Linked DNA regions of Homo sapiens: region 2 is linked to region 1. A link is an interaction called in ENCODE POLR2A ChIA-PET data of the cell type or tissue named here. Cell type or tissue: IMR-90. All regions are shown on one strand.

The links. Peaks named below come from ENCODE experiments on the same cell type or tissue, not always from the same donor. Only the 100,000 strongest peaks of a DNase experiment are listed, where the experiment ranks them.
Region 2: POLR2A ChIA-PET joins it to region 1 with 14 read pairs; 2 of 35 experiments call an interaction of 5 or more read pairs at or near these places.

The regions. Positions count from the first base shown.
Region 1 is chr1:218,796,342-218,804,341 of GRCh38, forward strand. No RefSeq gene overlaps it. Among named protein-coding and RNA genes, the nearest start is that of LINC01710, 120 kb to the right of the region's middle. In IMR-90, no CTCF peak of the experiment used is centred here; no DNase peak of the experiment used is centred here.
Region 2 is chr1:219,371,180-219,379,179 of GRCh38, forward strand. It overlaps a transcript of LYPLAL1 not described here. Among named protein-coding and RNA genes, the nearest start is that of LYPLAL1-AS1, 180 kb to the right of the region's middle. In IMR-90, no CTCF peak of the experiment used is centred here; no DNase peak of the experiment used is centred here; H3K27ac peaks cover 566 bases.

The DNA of each region.
Region 1 (8,000 bases):
TGCTCTGGAAGGGGCCATGGACGTTATTTAGGTAAGTACAAGAGGGCCCTGGAGGAAGAAGGTGAAAAGAAATCTTCTTGCAGGATTATGCTGAGCAGTGGGACTCCACGGCCCATGCCATAGGGGCTCATTCCATTGTCTCCTTGTCTTACTTTTATTTAAAGAGGTCATCATAAAAAGTGGTATTTTAGTCCATTTGGGTGGCTATAACAAAATTAGCTTAGACTGAGCAATTTGTAAATCATAGACATTTATTTCTCACAGTCCCAGAGGCTGGGAAGTCCAAGACAAGAGCACCAGCAGATTCAGTGTCTGGTAAGGGGCTGCTATTTGCTTCCAAAATAGCACCTCTTGCTGAGTTCTCACATGGCTGAAGAGCAAGGCAGCTCCCTTCAGTCTCTTTTATAAGGGTACTAATCCCACTCATGGTGTTGGAGTCCTCATGACTTAAGTACTTCCTAAAAGACCCCGCTTTCTAATACTATTAGTTTCCACCATATGAATTTTGGGGCAAAACTGATATTCAGACCATAGCAGGTGGTTTTAATTTCACATCCCCTAAGAGGTTTGTAATGTAAGATAAGAAAGGGTGAAAAATTGCTGATTTGGTCTAATCCCATCATTCTGAAAAAGCTTCAGCCTTAAAGACAACACTTAACGAAAGTAACCAAGGTAATAGGTAGCAACGGCAGATACTCAGGCTCATACACATTTCTCTGCAATGAGAAAGTAGCACCCCTTTTTCCTAGTGCTTTTTCTCCTTAAAGTATGCTTCCTCCCCTGCTGATGATTTCTTAAGACATGGGAATATAAGCAAATTGTTCAATGGAAAGTCATAAAATATTTAGAGCCTCTTATTAACTATGTGTTCCACATTTGTATATTTTAATTATTTTTACAATGTAAGAAACTTTATAAGAAAAGCCAGGAATTCCTGCAATTTGTTTTTGACTCATTTTTTCTAAGAGTTTTAAACATACATTTTTAAAACATTTTTAAACTTTTACTTAAAAAAGTAAACTCTGTTCTTTTCCTGGACATACAAGAAAAGTAACTTACTGAAGAGTATATGAAACAATATCTCAGGTCCATAACGAAAAACAGAAAACTGACTTTTCAAGTCCTTGTGGGTAGTTATCAAAATAAAATATAGCATTTTACTAAGTATTCACCATAAAATATGTTTATCACAATGCTGTTGTAATTTTTATATTCTCAACATTTACTTAAAGCAGAATATATTGTAATGTCAACATTAAAGTGCTCAGTTGAAACCGTCCTTTCTTTTCTCTAGTGTGCCTCAGTTGAGACCTATATGAAAGTAATACATGTACTCATCTTCATAGGCTTAGTTCCATCTGAGAAGCTTTTGCTGTTTTCTCTCCTGCTCTCTGCTTGCATCTTCATGGTGATATGTTACTTGTCTAGTCTTACCTTAATTTAGATAGCCATTGGCAAACTATGTTCCACAGGCCAAACCCAGTCCATAAAGTGTTTGTTATTTTATTTTTATTCTATGTGGTTTGTTTATAATTTTTTCTTTCAACTTTTATTTATATTCAGGAGGTATATGTGTAGATTTGTTACATGAGTAAATTGCATATCACTGGGGTTTGGTATACAAATGATTTTGTCACCCAGACAGTGAGCATAATACCTGATAGGTAGTTTTTCAACCCTTACCTCCTTCTCATCCTCCACCCTCAAGAAGACACTGGTGTCTACTGTTCTGCTCTTTGTGTCCATGTGTAGTCAAGGTTTAGCTCCCACTTATAAGTGAGAACATGGAACATGTGGTATTTTGTTTTCTGTTCTTGTGTTAGTCCACTTTCGATAATGGCCTCCAGCTACATCTATATTGCTGCAAATGACATTATTTTATCCTTTTTTTTTTATGGCTGTGTGTATTCCATGGTCTATATGTACCACATTTCCTTTCTTTTTTTTTTTTTTTTTTTTTTGAGATGGAGTCTTGCTCTGTCACCCAGGCTGAAGTGCAGTGGCGTGATCTTGCAGTGGCTCACTGCAACCTGTGCCTCCTGGATTAAAGTGATTCTCCTCCCTCAGCCTCTCGAATAGTTGGGACTACAGGCATGCACCACCACACCCGGCTCATTTTTGTATTTTTGGTAGAGACAAGATTTCACCATGTTGGCCAGGCTGGTCAAGTGATTCACCAGCCTTGGTCTTCCAAAGTTTTGGGATTACAGGCATGAGCCACCACACCCAGCCCCACATTTTCTTTATCCAGTCCACCACACCAGTGATGGGCATCCAGGTTGTCTTCATGTCTTTACTATTGTGAAAAGTGCTGTGATGAACTGTGCATACATGTGTTTTTCTGGTAGAATGATTTATATTCTGGGTATATATCCAGTAATTGGATTGCTGGGTTGAATGGTAGTTCTGTTTTAAGTTCTTTAACAAATCTCCAAACTGCTTTCCACAGTAGCTGAATTAGTTTACATTTCCACCGGCAGTGTACAAGTATTCTTTTTTCTCTGCAACCTCACCAACATCTGTTATTCTTTGACTCTTTAATAATAGCCATTCTGACTGGTATAAGGTGGTATCTTATTGTGGTTTTGATTAGAATTTCTTTAATGATTAGTGATGTTGAGCATTTTTTCATATGCTTATTGGCTGCATGTATGTCTTCTTTTGAAAAGTGTCTGTTCATGTCCTTTGTTCACTTTTTAATGGGGTTGTTTGTTTTTCGCTTGTTGATTTGTATAAGTTCCTCATAGAATCTGGATATTAGACCTTTGTTGGATGCATAGTTCACAAATATTTTCTGTCATTCTTTAGATTGTCTGTTTACTCTGTTGATGGTCTCCTTTGCTAAGCAGAAGTGCTTTAGTTTAATTACGGCCCAGTTATACATTTTTATTTTTGTTTGCAATTGCTTTTGAAATCTTCATCATGATATCTTTGTGAAGGCCTATGTCCACAGTGATATTTCATAGGTTTTCTTCTAGGGTTTTTATAGTTTTAGGTTTTATGTTTAAGTCTTTCATCCATCTTGAGTTGATTTTTGGATATGGTGAAAGGAAGGGGTCCAGTTTCAATCTTCTGCATACGGCTAACCAGTTATTCTAGCACCATTAATTGAAGAGGGAGTCCTTTCCCCATTGCTTGTTACTATTGACTTTGTTGAAGATCAAATGGTTATAGGTGTGTGGCTTTATTTCTGGGCTCTCTATTCTGTTCCATTGGTCTATGCATCTGTTTTTGTAACAGTGCCATGCTGTTTTCGTATACAAAGTAGCCTTGTAGTATAGTTTGAAGTTGGGTAGTATTCTTTTTCCTTAGGTTTACTTTGGCTATTCAGGCCTTTTTTGTTGTTTAATTCCATGTGAATTTTAAAATAGCTTTTTTCTAGTTGTATGAACAATGACATTGGTAGTTTGATAGGAATAGCACTGAATCTGTATTGCTTTGGGCAGTATGGTCATTTTAACCATATTCTTCCTATCCATAAGCATGGAATATTTTTCGATTTGTCTTTGTTGTCTTTGATTTCTTTCAGCAATACTTTATAATTCTCACTGTAGATATATTTCACTTACCTGGTTAGCTGTATCCTGTAAACTGAAGTTTCAGGATACAAAACTGAAACTGAAAACTGAAGTTTTCCATCCATTCTAGGAGACTTTGAGCAGAGACTCTGGGGTTTTCTAGGTATAGAATCATATCACCCGCAAAGAGATCTAGTTTGACATCCAGTCTTCCTATTTAAATGTCTTTTATTTCTTTCTTTTGCCTGATTGCTCTGTCTAGGATTTCCTGTACTGTCTTGAATAGGAGTGGTGAGGGTGGGCATTCCTGTCTTGTTCTCATTCTAAGGGGGAATGCTTTCTGCTTTTTCCCATTCCGTATGATGGGAAGTATGAGGTTGGCTGTTGGTTTCTTATAGATGGCTCTTATTATTTTGAGATATGTTCCTTTGATGCCTACTTTTTTGAGGGTTTTTAACATAAACAGATGTTAAATTTTATTGAGAGCCTTTTCTGCATCTATTGAGATGATCATCCTGTCTTTGTTTTTAGTTCTCTTTATGTGATGAATCACATTTATTGATTTGTGTATGTTGAAGTAAACTTGCAACCCAGGGATAAAACCTACTTGATCATAATAGATTAGCTTTGCAATGTGGTGCTGGATTCAACTGGCTAGTATGTGTCTATGTTCATCAGGGACATTGTCCTGAAGTTTTCTTCCCTCATTGTGTCTGTGCCAGGTTTTTTGGTGTTTTTGTTTGTTTGTTTGTTTGTTTTTTGTGGAGGTCGGGGAGCGGGCAGCGTTTTGCTCTTGTTGCCCAGGCTGGAATGCAATGGCACCATCTTGGCTAACTACAATGCCTGCCTCCTGGGTTCAAGTGATTCTCTTGCCTAAGCCTCCCGGGTAGCTGGGATTACAGCACCCGCCACCACACCCAGCTAGTTTTTGTGTTTTTAGTAGAGATAGGGTTTCACCATGTTGGCCAGGCTGGTCTTCAACTCCTGACTTCAGGTGATTCACCTGCCTTGGCCTCCCAAAGTGCTGGGATTACAGGTGTGAGCCACCATGCCCGGCCTGTGCCAGGTTTTGATATTGAATGATGCTGCCCTCATAGAATGACTTAGGGAGGCATCCCTCCTCCTCAATTTTTTGGAATAGTTTGATAGGTTGATACCACCCTTCTTTATATGTCTGGTATAATTCAGTTGTGAATCCATCTGTTCCCGGACTTTTTCTGGTTGGTAGTTCTTTAATTACTGATTAGATTTCAGAGCTCGTTATTGGTCTGTACAGATATGCGATTTCTTCCTGGCTCAATCTTGAAAGTTGGGTATTTCCAGGAATTCATTCATTTCTTCTAGGTTTTCTAGTTTGTGTGCATAGAGGTATTTGTAATAGTCTCTGAGGGTTTTATGTATTTGTTTGTGGTCAGTGGTAATGTCACCTTTGTCATTTCTGATTGTGTTTATTTGAATCTTCTCTCTTTTTTTCTTTATTAGTCTAGCTAGAAGTATATTAATCTATTTATTCTTTAAAAGTGCAAACTTTTGGTTTCACTTGTCTTTTGTACGGGTTTTTATGTCTCAATTCCATTCAGTTCAGCTCTGATTTTGGCTCTTTCTGCTAGCTTTGGAATTGGTTTCCTCTTGTTTGTCTAGTTTCTCTAGGTGGGATGTTAGGTTGTTAATTTGAGATCGTTCTACCATTTTGATGTTGGCATTTAGCACTCTAAACTTTCCCCTGAATAATGCTTTAGCTGTATCCCAGAGAATCTGGTATGTTGTATCATTGTTTTTATAAGTTTCAAACAATGTCTTTATTTCTGCCTTAATTTCATTCTTTACCCAAAAGTCATTCAGGAGCAGGTTGTTTAATTTCCATGTAATTGTACAGTTTTCAAAAATCCTCTTGGTATTGATTTCAATTTTTATTGCACTGTGGTCTTTGAATGTGGTTCGTATGATTTTGGTTTTTTGAGTTTGTTAGGAATTGCTTTATGGCCGAACAGGTGGTCAATCTTGCAGTATGTGCCATGCGCAGATGAGAACATATATTCTGTTGTTTTGGGATGGAGTGTTCTGTAGATATCTGCTGGATCAAGTTTAGATCCTGCAGCTTTATTAGTTTTCTGCCTCAATGAACCGTCTAACCCTTAGAGTGGGCTGTTGAAGTTTCCCACTATTATTGTGTGGTAATTTAAGTCTCTTTGCAGGTCTATAATAACTTGTTTTATGAGTCTGAGTGCTCCAGTGTTCGGTGCATATATATTTAGGATAGTTGTCTTCTTGTCGAATTAAACACTTTATCATTTTGTAATTCCCTTCTTTGTCCTTTTTGATCACTGTTGGTTTAAAGTTTGTTTTGTCTGACATAAAAATAACAATCCCTGGTCTTTTTGTTTTCTGTTTGCTTGATAAATCTTTCTCCATTCCTTTTCTTTGAGCCTTTGGGTGTCATGGCATGTGAGATGGGTTTCTTGAAGAGTACACGCAGGTGGGTGTTACTTTTTCATCCAACTTCCCACTCTGTGCCTTTTAAGTGAGGCCTTTAGCCCGTTTACTTTCAACATTAATATTGCTTTGTGCGGATTTGATTCTGTCATTGTGTTGTTAGCTGGTTGTTGCGTAGAACTGATTGTATAGTTGCTATATTGTCAGTGGGATATGTACTTAAGTGTGTTTTTGTGGTGTCGGATAACAGCTTTTTGTTTCCACGTTTAGCAGTCCCTTAAGGACCTCTTGCAAGGCAGGGTGTAATGAATTCCCTTAGGATTTGCTTGTCCAAAAAGGATTTTATTACTCTTTTGCTTGGGAAGCTTAGTTCAGCTTGATATGAAATTCTTGGTTGGAATTTCTTTTTCTCAACGTTGCTTAATATAGACCCACAGTCTCTTCTGGCTTGTACAGTTTCTGCTGAAAGGTTTGTTGTTAGCCTAATGGGGCTCCCTTTATATGTGACCTGCTCCTTCTCTCTAGCTGCCCATAATATTTTTTCTTTCATGTTGACAATGGAGAATCTGATGACTATGTGTCTTGGGGATGGTCATCTTGTATAGTTTCTTGCAGGGTTTCTCTGAGTTTCCTAAATTTGCATGTCAATCTTTCTAGCGAGGCTTGGGAAATTTTAGTGGACAATATCCTTAAGTATGTTTTCCAAGTTGCCTGCTCTCTCTCCTTCTCTTTCTGGTATGCCAGTAAGTGATAGGTTTGGTCTCTGTACATAATCCCATATTTTTGGAGGTTTTGTTAATTTTTTAAAAACGCTTTTTTCTTTATTTTTTTCTGAGTTGATTCGAATAACATCAGTTCTGAATCAGGCTCTGAGATTCTTTCCTCAGCTTGGTCTCTTCTGTTGTTAATACTTTGATTGTATTATAACATTCTTGTAGGGAGATTTTCAGCTCTAGAAGATTAGTTCAATTCTTTCTTAAAATGGCTATTTTACTTTTCAGCTCTTGCATCATTTTATTGGATTACTTGGACTGAGTTTCAGCTTTCTCTTGAATCTCAAGGAGCTTTGTTGCCATCATAGGGTGTTTTTATACAGCCTATATGCTAAAAATAGTTTTTAAGTTTTTACATTAAAAAATCAAAAGAAGATTTTTTGATATGCAATTACATGAGAATCAAATATTCACAATAAATGTTTCATTGGCACGCACTCATACCTATTTGTTTATATATTGTCTGTGGCTAATTTCCTGCTACAGGATAGAGTTACGTAGTTGTAACTCTGGCTGTGTGGCCTGAAAAGATGACAATAGTTATTATCTGGCCCTTTAAGAGAAAAAGTTTGGTGACCCCTGATTTGGACAATTTGATTCTGAAACTTATCTGGTTATTCCTACATCCTTAAATTATGCTGTTTTTCAAAAAATTTTTTTAAATTAAGCTACACATATAATTTCCAACACTGGGTTTATGATACATACATGTGTCAGGATTCTGGGGCTCCCTGACTCATTTATTGTATCTAGTGGTAATCCTGGAAGATGGGCCCATATAGCTATCAAGTGGGGATTTGGATATTTTGATAAAGTGAATTATGCAACAGAGAAATAAAGTGTGAGGTCCACTACCTCAGAGATAGAAAATAAATTGTTATATCTCTAGACAGACTTTGCAAGAACCCAGGGAAAATTGGGGACAAAACGACAACTTTAAGTAGTCTTCAGCAAAGAGATGACAATTGAAGACATAACAAAAATGTAATTAAAACCCAGGAATTTATACTCCAAAATGGACTATTTACATACAACCTAGAACAGATCCTCTCTCTACATTATAGTACTTTTCTGAAAAGGCTGACTACATCATTTGTCATTTTCTGGAAGTAAAAGGATGATGGTTCTGGTTGTTACTCATCTTCATTGATTTTTCCTTTTGCCAGAAATAGTTTAGGGTGGAGAAAAGAAACACTGGGCAGAATTGAAGAAGGAGGCATAAGAAGGGAAGCTAAGACTATTCTGGGCACATTCCTAACTTTTGTTGATGACTTCA
Region 2 (8,000 bases), 570 kb after region 1:
TAAACTGTGGGTATGCATTCCTTGGAGTCACCACTCAAAGGCACTAAAAAGAGGCAGGATGCATAGATCCCAGTTGTTTGCTCCTACATCATGTTCTGGTCCCCACCAAGTCCTTGTTTTTGGTGTCCCTTAGGAATGAACAGACTTCTTCAGATAGCACAGAGATAATCATATCAAAGGAAGCATTGCCCTCCTGGGGGGTCAGGGATATAAATTTCTTATGCTCTTTCTGTGAACAAGACAGAGTCATTGACTAATGAACAATATTCTGTCAGTAATGCTTGGTGTCTTTGGATGGAAATTATTAAACTTGCAATGTCTCAGCATAATAATTGTTAAGCTAAGTTCACCTAAGGCTACCTCCCTACATATCTTAAGTTTGGCCAAAAGTTTCTCTGTACATATTTATAACATAACTAGATGTGTAAACAGACTGTAACTTACTCTTGTGCCAATCACCGAGTTTTGAGTTTTGGCCAATCAAAGGTGGCCAACTGCTCAAACTAGGTCCAAAGAAGACAAACGCCAAGCTGTAACCAATCCAATTGTTTCCCTCACTTCCATTCTCTGTATGTCACTTTCCTTTGTCTGTACACAAGTCTTTTACTATGCAGCAGCACTAGAGTGTTTCTGAATCAGCTGTGATTCTGGGACTGCCCAATTTGCAAATTTTCTTTGTTCAACTAATCTCTGTTAAATTTAATTTGTCTAAGGTTTTTCTTTTAACATAATAATAATTTCAATGTACTCCACTTTCCCAGGGTCTTCCTAACCCACTGTCTGAAATCATCAGACTTCCCTTCAAGTACCTTCTAGCCTATCCCTGTTCCTTGAACACCCCTTCCCCTGGTCCCTCAGTTCTATTATCTGGGGATCTAGTTCCATGTGAATAAATTACCAGGAAAGAATGGCTTATTGCTACACCTTCACCTCACATAGAAAATTTTGTTTTCAATAAAATCTGAAAACACAATTACTGTCTTATTCCAAAGGACTACCCTCCTGGCAAAAATTCAGGTAGGCAATCCAGCATGCAAGGTGATAAGAGCACAAAGATTCTGAGACAGGAAACCTTTGCAATCATATTTATTAAACAAATAAATAAATAAAACACTTCCCTTCTTATGCAAAGGGTCAGCCCTGATTTGAGGATTTTAGAACCTCTAAAATGTTAGAATCAGAGAAGACCTTAAAAATCATGTTCAGTTTTCTCATTTTCCAAGTGAGGAGGCCAAGACCCATAGGTGAAGTAATTGAGATCTCGGCAAAAAACTCTTAATTCAGAAAGCCCCCTTTTTTGACCTTCAGTAGGACTTTTCACCTTTGGGTTCTAATGCGAACTCTGAATTCTGAGATAACAAAAAAAGTTTCACACACAGTGCTGATGTATAGTAAATGTCTTTTGGTGGTGCCTGAAAATATAAAATGATAAAAATTGGCCCTGGCCTGCTGGCTCACACCTGTAATCCCGGCAATTTGGGAGGCCAAGGCAGGTGGATTGTTTGAGCTCAGGAATTCAAGACTAACCTGGGCAACATGGTGAAACCCTGCCTCTACAAAAAAATACAAAAAAAATTGGCCAAGCATGGTGATATGCCCCTATAATCCCAGCTACCCGGGAGGCTGAGGTGGGAGGATCACCTGAGCCTGGGAGGTAGAGGCTGCAATGTACCGTGATCATGCTACTGCACTCCAGCCTGGGCTACACAGTGAGACCCCTTCTCAAAAAAAAAAATAAATAAATTGTTCTACATTATTTTTCTCCAGGAAAGCAATTGGCTCAAACATTCAGAGATTGATCACTAAGAATTTGTAAGCAGTGCCCCAACATTGTCCTAAAGGCAAAAATAACTTAGCTGTTTGTGCCATGCAAATATTAGACTGGTCTATTGTTTAACCATCAGGCATGCTGGTGGCTGAAAAAAATGAGTCATTTATTCCAACATAACAGTTTAGTGTTAGTCCACATTGGTGTGCGTACATGTAGCTATGACTGAACATACATATGAAAGCAGGGGATGTGCAGCATTTTCTACAATAAATGGTATAAAACAAGGTTTTGGGAGCTCACCTGCACTACATGCACATGTAAGACACAGTAGGAAACCGCTCCCATCACTTCCTTGTGAAGTCAAGATAGTCGTGGTAGCTAACGCAGTATATTGAGTTGTCGGGGCTCAGTTTCACATCATAATGGGATTTCCTTTCAAATTACATGGAGGAGAAATCTAGCTCCTGCTTGCTGAGTTATTACCCCAGTCTCAAAAGGGGTGTCTTGGTCTCTTCTGCTGTTAATTATGTACACTCTGCAGCAGCTTAATCTAATTATGACTCTCTCCAGTGATTACATGATAAGACATTCCCAGGCCCATTTTTTTAGTTCTCTTTTTCCTAGGCTTCTCTGCCTCAACTCTCCTTCAGAAGTCGCACTCAAAAAGCTTAGTAACAATTGGAATCTAACTACATTTTAACATAACACTTACATTCATGCTTCTGTTCACACTGTAAAAGGTAATCTTTGAATGGTTTAAGCATCTGGATTCTATTATAGCGAAGTACAGCACTCAAAATGGAAGAGACTTTTTACATTTGTGTGGAATTCAGGCAGTTGCCTGAGCCACCCTTGGGCCTAGTTGTTTCAAAGAGATTTGCAGCAGGCTTAAGTCAGAAATGATAAAATTGTCAAAAAAAAAAAAAAAAAACAAAAAAAAAAACACAAAAACCTTTGGAATTCCTTTTGGAAGACAGCTAAAAAAATAAAACCAAACCAAACCTCCAAAAGGAAAAAGGAAGAGATTTCTGCCTGCAAATTTTTAATCATACAGTTTATTGGGTCAAATACTGAAACTCCAAATAGTGGCTGCTGTGCATATCCAAGAAGTTTCCACTTTTTTCTACTCAAATATAACATTGGTTTTACAGTTCTGCAGATTACAAATCACATGGTTTTGTGTGGATTTTTTTTTTTTTTTGGTGGGGGCGGTATGGATATTGGATTTTTCTTCCATTTGTCTTATTTAAATAGTCCAAACTTTTGTGGTTTGGTCATTAAAATCCAATTGGCAGAGAACGGCTGAATCTTTATGTTCTCCAGCTGTGTTCTTACCAGCTACAAACAAGCATTATTAACCATATGACCATATTTATATCAGCCGTGGGTGAGCGTTTCTGATGACCCATCCTGGCAGCCCACAGAGACGTCCAGTGCCTGGGACCTATGGTGTCCTTGAACAGAAAGGAGGCAAAAACTTCCAAAGAGTGATATTTGATCTTACTGTGAAATAGCTGAAACCATCCTCCCATGATTAACAAGAATTCTGGACAGAAATATTGTTATAGTTAAGCATTAATCAGGCTGCACCTTAACCCACTTCTTTGTAACCAAAAATCACTAGATACTGACTATTTACATCCTCATTGTTCCTATAGACAGGATTTCTAACATTAGGATCATGAGACTGTTTAAGAATTGATTTGCATCTCATTGTTCCTATAGACATAATCTCTGACATTAGAATCTTAAGGATTTTGTTTAAGGATTACTTAAGATGTTTTTCACATCCCAAATTCCGGCAAAACAGCTGACATTAACCAGCTTGAAAATGCCACAGATGAATAGAATCAGCATGAGAATACAGTTTCTTCATTTCCCCGTTCCATGACTTCACCCTGAGCTCTCCAACCAGTCAACAATCTCCATGATTCAGCCCACTCCAAAACTCTTTAAAACCCAGCCCCAAATTACTTGGGGGGATGGATTTGAGGTTCCCTTCCATCTCCTTATTCAGCAGCATACAATTAAACCTCTTTCTTTGCTGCATCCCAGTATCTCCACGTATTTACTTGCTGTGCGCATCAGGCAACAGACCTACTACCATTACATAGCTGTTCAAGGAAAGTAATGCCAGCCTAATAGCTGTTGTCAACCAATCTAATTTAGAAGGGACAAAGCACAGGGAATACAGTAGACAGATTAAAAAAGCATTACTTTGGTACGGCAAAAGAGGCCGGGCATGGTGGCTCACATCTGTAATCCCAGCACTTTGGGAGGCCAAGGCAGGCAGATCACCTTAGGTCAGGAGTTTGAGACCAACCTGACCAACATGGAGAAACCCCGTCTCTACTAAAAATACAAAATTAGCTGGGCGTGGTGGCGCATGCCTGCAATCCCAGCTACTCAGGAGGCTGAGGCAGGAGAATTGCTTGAACCCGGGAGGCGGAGGTTGCAGTGAGCCAGGATCGCAGCACTGCACTCGAGCCAGGATCGCAGCACTGCACTCCAGCCTGAGCAACAAGAGCAAAACTCCTTCTAAAAAAAAAAAAAAAAAAAAAAAAAGGAACAAATAGAAGAAGCTCAAGTAACAACAGTGGGAAAGAGAAAAGAGGATAGGTTTTGGTTTATGTAGCAAATGTCTCAGAAGAATATAGTTGAAACAATGACATTTTTTACAGATACATAAACATTTATCCTAAAATTCATGTGGAATCTAAAGCATCCCAAATAACCACAGCAATCTTGAAAAAGAAAAACCAAATTGGAGTTTTTATGCTTCCTGATTTTTTTTTTTTTTTTTGGCGTGGGGGCAGAGTCTCGCTCTGTCGTCCAGGCTGGAGTACAGTGGCGCGATCTCAGCTCACTGCAAGCTCCACCTCCCGGGTTCATGCCATTATCCTGCCTTAGCCTCCCGAGTAGCTGGGACTACAGGCGCCCGCCACCACGCCCAGCTAACTTTTTGTACTTTTAGTAGAGACGGGGTTTCTCCATGTTAGCCAGGATGGTCTTGATCTCCTGACCTCATGATTCACCCGCCTCGGCCTCCCAAAGTGCTGGGATTACAGCCGTGAGCCACTGCACCTGGCCTATGCTTCCTGATTTTCTAACTTACTACAAACCTACATTAATCAAAATAGTGTGGTACTGGTAAAATATGTCATGTTATGTATATTTTATCACGTAAAGATGGACATATAGACCAGTGAAATAAAGCAGAGAGTCCAGAAATATATGTTCAAATGATTTTTGAGAAGGATGCTAAGACCACTTAATGGGGAAAAAAATGGCAGTTTCTTCAACAAATGGTGTTTAAAAACTATATATCCACTTGCAAAAGAATAAAGTTGAACCTTTATCTTACATCATACACAAAAATTAACTCAAAATGGATTAAAGACAAATATAAAAGCAAAAATTATAAAACCCTTAGAAGAAAATATTGGGAGGAAATTTTATGACATACCTTAGCAGTGATTTCTTGAATATGACACCAAAAACAACGGAAACAAAAAAATTGGCAATTGAATTACTGTTGAAAACTTTTGTGCATTGAAAGATACTATCAACAGAGTGAAAAGACAAGTCATGGAATAGCACAAAATTGTATGTTTGAGTAGAGGTTGGCATCCATAATATGTAAAGAACCCCTAAAACCCAACAAGAAAACAACTAACAACCTGATTTAAAAATGGGCAAAGGGTAAGGATATATATTTCTCTAAAAAATACATGCAAATTGTCAATAAGCACATAAAAAGGTGCTTAACATTGCTAATCATTATGGAAATGCAAATCAAAACCACAATGAGATATCACTTCACGATCATTAGAATGGGCAATTAGCAACACAGACACAACTACAACAACAAAACATACAACAAATTTTGGCAAGGGTGTGGGGAAATCAGAATCTCTGTACACTGCTAGTACAAATATAAAATGGTACAGCTGCTATGGAAAACAGTATGGTGGTTCCTCAAAAAATTAAACAGAAAATTACTATCTGGCCCAGCAATTCCACTTCTGGGTATATACCCCAAAGAATTGAAGGCAGTGTCTCAAAGAAATATTTGTACACCCATGTTCGTAGAAGCATTATTCATAATAGCTACCAGGCAAAATCAACCCAAAGTGTCCACAGACAGATGAGTGGGCAAACACAATGTGGTATATAAATATAATATGATATTATTCAGCCTTCATCCAAAAGAAATTCTGACACATAATACAATATGGGTAAATGATGAAGACATTATTATGCTAAGTAAAATAAGCCAGTTACAAAAGGACAAATACTGTATGGTTTCACTTATACAAAGTATCTAGAGTACTCAAATTCTTGAAGCCAGAGACAAGAATGGCTGTTTCTAGGGACTAGAGAGAGTGAGGAATGGGGAGTTAGTGTTTAATGGGTATAGAGTTTCAGTTTGAGAAGATAAAAATCTTCTGGAGTTGGATGGTGGTGATGCTTGCACAACAATGTGAATGTATTTAATGTCACTGAACTAGATACTTAAAAATTGTTAAAATGGTCAATTTTATGTTACATTATTTATATTTTGTCACAGTAAAAAAGTATACTTGAACAATTTTTAAATGCCCCCACATACCTTTAGTTTATTTTTTTACAAAAGGACTCACCTGTAGAAATAAAAGCTGGAGATTGCCTCTTCTTTAATTAGTATTTGGCTGATTCTATATAATGGATACTTATCTAAAATATTTATTGTAAATCAAATTATTATAAATTACATTATTTAAGTAATAATTTTTCTTTTTATTTAAAGAAACTGCAAAGTTAAAATTTTAATGACCCGACTCTTACATCTTGTTCTCTATCACAAATTCGTAATTTTTCATATGAAGTTCCAAACTCAAAGACACCCAGCTTCCTAAAGGTGTAGGCCACAGATAGCCAAACATTTTCTATAAAGGGCCAGAGAGTAAATATTGTGGCTTTGCCATGTGGTCTCTGTCTGAACTAATTCAATTCTGCAACTGTAGCAACAAAGCAGAAATAGGCAATACATAAACTAATGGGGATGTCTATGTTCCAATAAAACTTCACTTTCAAAAACAGATGGTGAGGAGGATTTGGCCATAGGTTGCTGACCTCTGGTGTAGACCAAATGAGATCTCTGCTTCATGCAAAAAGGGTCCAAAACAGTTCTCAAGAAAAGTGTTAGCTGGATGAAGTCAGGAAGGACAAGTGTATTAGTCTGTTCTCACGCTGCTCATAAAGACATACCTGAGACAGGGGAATTCATAAAGGGAAAAGGTTTAATTGACTCACAGTTGAGCATGGCTGGGGAAGCCTCAGAAAAGCTACAGTCATGGCAGAAGGGGAAGCAAACACATCTTTCTTCACATGGTGGCATCAAGGAGAAGAGTGAGCAAAAGGGGAAAAGCCCCTTATAAAACCATCAGATCTCATTAGAACTCACTCACCATCATGAGAACACCATAAGGATAACCATCCCCATGATTAAATTACCTCCCACGACACATGGGGATTATGGGAACTACAATTCAAGATGAGATTTGGGTGAGGACACAGCCAAACCATATCAGCAAGGAAATTAAAAATTGTTATTCAAGCAAAGGTAGTGGAGGTGAGTAGGGATGGGAGTAAAAAGAAAATGGGGGTCAGGGGAGGTGGAGAGAAGGTTCTCCATCCGAGGAAGCTACATACTCAGAGACCCAGAGGCTAAATGATGAAGCCCACTGCTGCTCTTGGAAATCACTGAGGGCATAATGAGACATGGAGTGCTTTAGCATGAATATTTAAGAATATACACAAGGGCCTTTTGGTCAGCAGAGACCCAAAGGGTTATAAAGGCTGAGGGGAGGTGGAGGAGAGTAAAGATAGACAATAGACAATATATTTTTAATTGGAACTTTAATAGAGCTTTTGAGTTCTGAACTCATGCAGTAAGTAGTTTTGACAAGCCAATGCCCAGTAATCACTTTACCAAGGGGGAGAGCTTGTTCACCATTAAATGCTGATCTGTTAAAGGAAAACACAAATTCATAATTCATACTATTTCAATTTTTGCTTGGAGGCCAACTAGCAACATAGAATATATTTCATTTTAACATTTCTCTCTATATATATATTATGTATGTTTGTCCTATACTTTAAGTTTAACCGTAATATTTGCCAGTAAATCATAAGTATGTCTGCAACAAATGTCCTAAGGGGATTTTGGTGACTTCTGTTAACCTCT